Regions from separate parts of the Homo sapiens genome. Here region 2 is linked to region 1. Evidence: chromatin loops called from intact Hi-C (ENCODE). Cell type or tissue: chondrocyte. All regions are shown on one strand. Each heading gives the region's core, and the rest is flanking DNA. Links, peaks and the distances in the headings are about the cores only.

The links. A loop is a pair of places that touch in the nucleus more often than their neighbours do. Peaks named below come from ENCODE experiments on the same cell type or tissue, not always from the same donor. Only the 100,000 strongest peaks of a DNase experiment are listed, where the experiment ranks them.
Region 2: it touches region 1 in a loop (3-fold over the local background); 47 of 110 quality-filtered maps call a loop at or near these places.

What each region holds. Positions count from the first base shown.
Region 1 is chr9:136,942,966-136,945,852 of GRCh38, forward strand. FBXW5 (F-box and WD repeat domain containing 5) reads right to left here and starts at 1,773. Exons shown (of 9, transcript NM_018998.4): 1 at 1,629-1,773; 2 at 926-1,141; 3 at 384-541. The coding sequence starts at 1,118. It overlaps C8G (complement C8 gamma chain), which reads left to right and starts at 2,278. Exons shown (of 7, transcript NM_000606.3): 1 at 2,278-2,493; 2 at 2,669-2,805. The coding sequence starts at 2,356. RefSeq lists an enhancer at 186-951 and silencers at 787-856, 1,237-1,816. In chondrocyte, for the core only: CTCF peaks have their summits at 1,086, 1,911 (motif pointing right) and 2,138; DNase peaks (open chromatin) are centred at 566, 1,226, 1,376 and 1,766.
Region 2 is chr9:136,884,816-136,887,702 of GRCh38, forward strand. It overlaps TRAF2 (TNF receptor associated factor 2), which reads left to right and starts at 1,701. Exons shown (of 11, transcript NM_021138.4): 1 at 1,701-1,726. It overlaps MIR4479 (microRNA 4479), which reads left to right and starts at 1,918; the gene lies at 1,918-1,988. It overlaps LOC105376326 (a long non-coding RNA gene), which reads right to left and starts at 1,439. Exons shown (of 3, transcript XR_930448.2): 1 at 1,283-1,439; 2 at 478-535; 3 at 1-319. RefSeq lists silencers at 1,126-1,255, 1,476-2,285 and enhancers at 1,662-2,397, 2,398-2,887. In chondrocyte, for the core only: CTCF peaks have their summits at 1,283 and 2,436; a DNase peak (open chromatin) is centred at 1,566.

The DNA.
Region 1 (2,887 bases), core at 388-2,887:
GTGATCGCCTGGCCAGGTCGCGGGGCGGGGGCCTGCTACTACACAGCCATGAGGCCCCAGCTCTGCCAGCCCTACTCAGAGGCCACCAGGGAGCAGGGACCCCTTCCAGCCACTGTCATCCACTCGGGGGGCATTGGTATAGAGCGGAGGAGCCTGCCCCTGAAGCAGGCGGCTGTGTGTGGGACCCTCTCCTCAGCACTCAGGGCCACCCTGCACCGCTCCTGATCCTCTGTGGTCCCTCCGCTGGATGCAGGGAGGCTGCTGTCACCTCTGGCCTGACCCACCCCCCCCCCCACCACCACCTGGTTGGAACGCCTGGGTCCTGGGACCTCCGTGCTGCGGCAGAGCTGGGTGGGGTGTGCAGGACACCTGGCCGTCCTCACCTTCACAGTGCAGTCCTTGGAGCAGGACGCGAACTGGTACCCGGAATGGGAGAAGCTGAGGTGCAGGACCTGGTCTGTGTGTTCCCGCAGCGTCTGCACCTCCACGCAGGGCACCGTGTCATACAGCCGCTGGAACTCCTCGTACCAGGACATGGCCGCTGCGGGTGGGCAGTTGTCAGTCCTGGGCCCGGGCCTTCCTCGCAGTCACGGCCATGAGCCGAGTGTGGCCCCAGCAGTCCTGGCAGGCCCCGTGGTGCCCCTGGAACCCACTAGTCATGGCATAGGCCTCGGCTGGGGGATTCAACCCTGTAGCTCACAGAGACCCCTGTACCCCCCACCCCCCAAGTGACCCAATGAACCCTCTGGCCTCCAAGCTCTGAGGGGCGCCTGCGCTGTGTCCTGACAGGCCTCTATCAGGGTGTGGGGGGGTGAGCATGGACACGCGGGGCCGCGGGGCGGGCCCCCAGCCAGGCTGACCCCCAAGCGCAGGGGCCCGGGGCCCTGGCTGCAGAACGTGGGTAGGGGCCCCACACGCCACTGACCTGGGTGTCGGGGCACGTCGCGGGCCACCTGGTAGTAGCGGTAGAACTGCTCCCTCCACAGGAACTCGTCCCGCGACACGGCCTGCCATTGGCGGCACACCAGCCCGGCGGCCAGCACGTCGGCCGGGCCCAGGCTCAGGAAGATCTGGTAGACCAGGCTGTCGGGGAGCAGGGGCGTGCCGCCCTCGTCCATCGTGACATTCTGCCCAGGCGGCCCTGAAACCCACCAACGGCTGCCCTCAGCCCAGGCCCGGGAAGGGAGGCCGAGAGCGGGCGTCCTGTTCCTCCAGCCCCAACCGTCCCGCCGGGAGTTCCACGGGGCTGCGTGTCTGCAGGGGACGCCCGGGTACCGCCGCCCAACCAAGGACCCGGCAGCTCCGGGCGGGCCGGGCCGGCCCCTCTCCGCCGCGTCATCCCCCGGCCTCCTGCGGCCGGCAGCGGGCGCCCCTCAGCCCGCCAGGGCCCGGACCGCCGCACGCGAGGCACGGGGACACCAGGCGCCGTCCGGGGACGGGCTTCCGCCGAGAGGAAGCTCGGGGCGGCCAGGCAGTGGCCTCCGCCCTGCGGCCCTGGAGCAGCTCTGCCCGGCGGGCTCGGGGCGGACGGCGGGGACGAGCGCACGGGCGGCCTCGGGGCTCCTGCACTCGCCCAAGGCGGGCGGGGACGACAAGGCGGGACCCCCGAGGGCCGCAGGCGCACTCACCACGGCCGCCTCCGCCCGCTGCGCCGCCCCCGCCCTGCGCGACCCGGACCCGCTTCCGCTGCCGCAGCCGCTCGGACCGCCGCCCCCGCCCAACGGGGAGCCCGCCAGGCCCGACGCCACGAGCCCCGAGGCATCGATGGCCGAGGAAGGCAGAGCGCGCGGGTAGCCCGCATCCGCCCCTCGTGCGCCTGCGCCTTGGGCTCCGGCGGCCTGGCCGGCTTTTCTTTGTGCGCCTGCGCGCACTCGGGCGCATTGGGAACAGCGCCCCTTGTGGCCAGCGGGCGGCGGTCGTGGGCGGGGTTGCAGGCGAGGCTCAACGAACGCTGGTTCGGGACCCGCCTCCGGCGCTCCCTGTTGCCGGGCCCTGAGCAAGTGGCTTCATGAACCCCGTGACGTTGGCCATGGAGATAAGACCACTGGGTGATGGTTTAAGGAAGATAACGTGTAAAGGGCTAAGGACTGTCGGTGGAAATCAGGGGTGCAGGAGAAATGGATAAACAGCCAGAGGTCAACTCGGACTTTGTACATAGGACATGGTGCCAGGGCCCTGCCAGGAAGTGCAGATCGAAGCTAGGCTCACGAGGAGGCTGGAGGTGGGGGGTGGGGAGGCAACGGATGGACATGGACTTCCTGGGCTGGGCTCTGTGACAGCAGAGTAGACTCTGTCCTGGGACTTGGTGGTGCTACCCTTGGCCTCCCACAGTCCTGCCACCCTGCTGCCGCCACCATGCTGCCCCCTGGGACTGCGACCCTCTTGACTCTGCTCCTGGCAGCTGGCTCGCTGGGCCAGAAGCCTCAGAGGCCACGCCGGCCCGCATCCCCCATCAGCACCATCCAGCCCAAGGCCAATTTTGATGCTCAGCAGGTAGAAGTTGGGGGGGGTAGAGGGAGGCAGGTAGAAGTTGTGGGAGGGGTAGAGGGAGACAGGTAGAAGTTGTTGCGGGGGAGAGGGAAGCAGGTGAAGTTGTGGGGGGTGTAGAGGGAAGCAGGTGAGGGGCCCTCCCACAGTGCCCTCGAGTTCTCCCATGGTCTGCCCCCAGTTTGCAGGGACCTGGCTCCTTGTGGCTGTGGGCTCCGCTTGCCGTTTCCTGCAGGAGCAGGGCCACCGGGCCGAGGCCACCACACTGCATGTGGCTCCCCAGGGCACAGCCATGGCTGTCAGTACCTTCCGAAAGCTGTGAGTCCCAGAGCAGCCCTGCACCCTAACCCCAACCCTCCTCTCAGCCCCCGGACTTCAGCCCTGCTCTGGCCCCTGACCC
Region 2 (2,887 bases), core at 230-2,729, 58 kb before region 1:
CCTCCCAAAGTGCTGGGATTATAGGCATGAACTGCCACGTGAACCCTTTCTCATCCCGAGCTGGCTGCTGCAGACTCAGGACAGCTTTGAGCCTCCCAGGTGCAGCCAGGAGGAGACGCCTTCTTACGTTTGAGAGCTCAGTTAGTTCCTGGGCTTGAGCAACCTCACTGAGCCTGCAGGTGCGGACTTGGGACGTTTCCATGGCTGCTTGCAGCAAACTCAGGGGTGATGACGTTGATGGAATCCGATGGCTTCCTGAGTTCCATCTCAAGGCCTTGCTGTCCCAGGAATGTGGGTTTGGGGCGGAGGGGAATTCCAACTGCAAACCAAGTAACATATATGAAATGTGGCATTGGCGCCTGGGGACAGCGTGGCCTGTGTAAATTATGCAACTTCAAAGCCTGCCCTGTTTTGCAGTGTATTCCATCCTTGAGGAGTCCCGTGGTCTCAGGGTCTGAATGCTTGGAGGAGACTTACCTCCGTGAACGTTTCCTTCTCTGCAAAGCGGGGTGAAAGGTCTCCATTTCACCAAAGGCTGGATGGAGAGGGGGTGGTGTGTCCAGTGCTAGCCCGTGCACCGCCAGAGAGAACCTGCTGCAGCTCCCGTTCTCCTGGGCAGATGACAGTGCCGCCTCCCCCATGCAGCCCACAGGACTCCTAGGGCAGCCCCTGTTTTGGCCGCCAAGGCCACTGTTTTCATTTGAGTGTCTGGAGGCCATAGGTTGTGTTTTCACTTGAGGTCGGGAGTTCAAGACCAGCCTGGCCAACATGGTGAAACCTCGTCTCTATCAAAAATACAAACATTAGCCGGGCGTGATGGCGGGCGCCTGTAGTCCCAGCTACTCGGGAGGCTGAGGCAGGAGAATCGCTTGAACCCGGGAGGCGGAGGTTGCAGTGAGTCGAGATCGCGCCACTGAACTCCAGCCTGGGCGACAGAGTGAGCCTCCGTCTCAAAAAAAAAAATAAATAAAGTGCACAACCCAGTAGATTAGCACACCGGCCATGTCGGGCGGCCGTCACCACTGTCCGGTTGCAGAGCATTACCTCACCCCAAAAGGAGACCCCATAGCCTTAATACCTTACTTAAGTGTGCAGTATTCTTTTAGTCCTGTTTCTCATAAATGTTACCCAAATTGAGGCGCCGCTCTGCGCCCGGCACCGGGGGAGGCGGAGGGACCCGCAGGTGTCGGGTAGGTGCGGCCGCCCCGCCAGGGCCCCGCGTCCCGCGCGCGACGCGCGCCTCGTGGGAACCGGTGTCGCCCGGCTTGGGCTCCCGGCTCACCTCTCGGGTGTGCGGCAGGGGTCTCCGCCCCGGGGCCACGGGAGGGGAAGCAAGGGCCTCGCTGTCTCGCCGCACCTGGGGAAGGGACCCAATTAGCGCGGACCCCACAGCGCAGCACCTCACCAGCTCCCCGCACCAACGCCCCGGCGCGCTCTTTGAGGAAAAAGCAGAGGGCGACTTAGGTACCCACGCCGTCTCAGCGCCGACCAATCGGCGCACGCTGCGGCTCCTGCGGGCTCGCTGGTTGGCTCCGGCGTCAGTCCGTCAGGCGCGCTCGGAGCGGGGCGTATCTGGCCAATGGCTCTCGCTACAGCTTCCTGAGGGCTGGCTGGTTGGCTCCCATGTCCGTCCGTCAGGCGCACGCGGCGGAGCGGCGGCGGCGGCGGCGGCGTTGGGGGCGGTAGCTGGGCGGGCCCTTAGTTCCGGGCGCGCTGCGACCGTTGGGTGAGGCGAGCGCGGGGTCGGGTGCGGGGTCGGGCGCGGGCGCGGGGTCGGGTGCGGGGTCGGGCGCGGGGTCGGGCGCAGGCGCGGGCACCTCTCAGGGAGACTCCGGGCCGGAGCGGGAGCGGGGGCGGGAGAGGCCGCGGGGCGGGGGCGGGGCCAGCCCGAGGGGATTTCTCTGAGCCGCTGGGCCGGAAACCAAGTCCGAGCGTGGCTGGCGCGGGAAAGTTCGGGAACGCGCGCGGCCGTGCTCGGAGCAGCGCCAGGGCACGGTCCGGGGTTTTGCGCGGGGTCGCGGCTCCCAGTACCGCCTGAGGCCCGTGGGCGGCCCACCCGGCCCTGCCCCGTCCCGGGTCCGTCGCTCCCCCGCACCCTGTCGCCCCTCCACGCTCAGCTGTGGGCCCCTCGTGTCCCCGAAGCCCCGCACCCTCAGCCGGCTGCGTGCTCGGGAGGGTCAGGGGCGCCTCCGACCCCTGAGTTTGCCAGCGCCCCCCAGCCAGGGGTCGGGGAAGACCAGTGAGGCTGGGGGCGGAGCCGACTCTGCTGCCTTCCTGCCCAGTGGCTGGGGAGACCCAGGCTGAGCCTGGGTGAAAAGTCCCTCTGGCTGCTGGGAGGGTCGGGGGCAGCAAGGAGCCAGTGCGGGGATGGGCTGCGGTGGACCGGGCCGGGATCGGGGCCGGGGCCTGGTCCTGGCAGTAGCAGGGGATGTTTGTGGAAGGTAGAGCCGAGAAAAAGAGGAGTTGCAATGTCTGCAAGAATCTGGCGTGAGCAGCTGAAGGCTGGTGCTTCCTAGGCCAAGATGAAGGAGTCACAGCGCCCATGGCCTCTCGGGAGGCGGCCAGATGGGCAGCCTGGGGTCAGGGGAACGGTCAGGGCCAGAGCTGGGTATTTTGGAGTTGTCATTTTGAGGCCCCGAGGGCTGAGGGTCAGTGCAGAAGAGCACCAAGCCTCCACTCGGTGTAGGGCCGACAGGGGGTGGGGTGTCTGGCAGCCGGTGAAGACGGGGCTCGGAGGAGGAGGGAGTCTGGTCTGGGTCAAGTCAAGGGAAACTAGGACTGAGAACGGACCCTGCTCTGTGGCCACATGATTTTGAAGGGACGGAATTACTGCCCTGTAACTCAGTCTCTCTCCCTGTTAATAGCCCTAGTTTTTAATAAGAGGAAC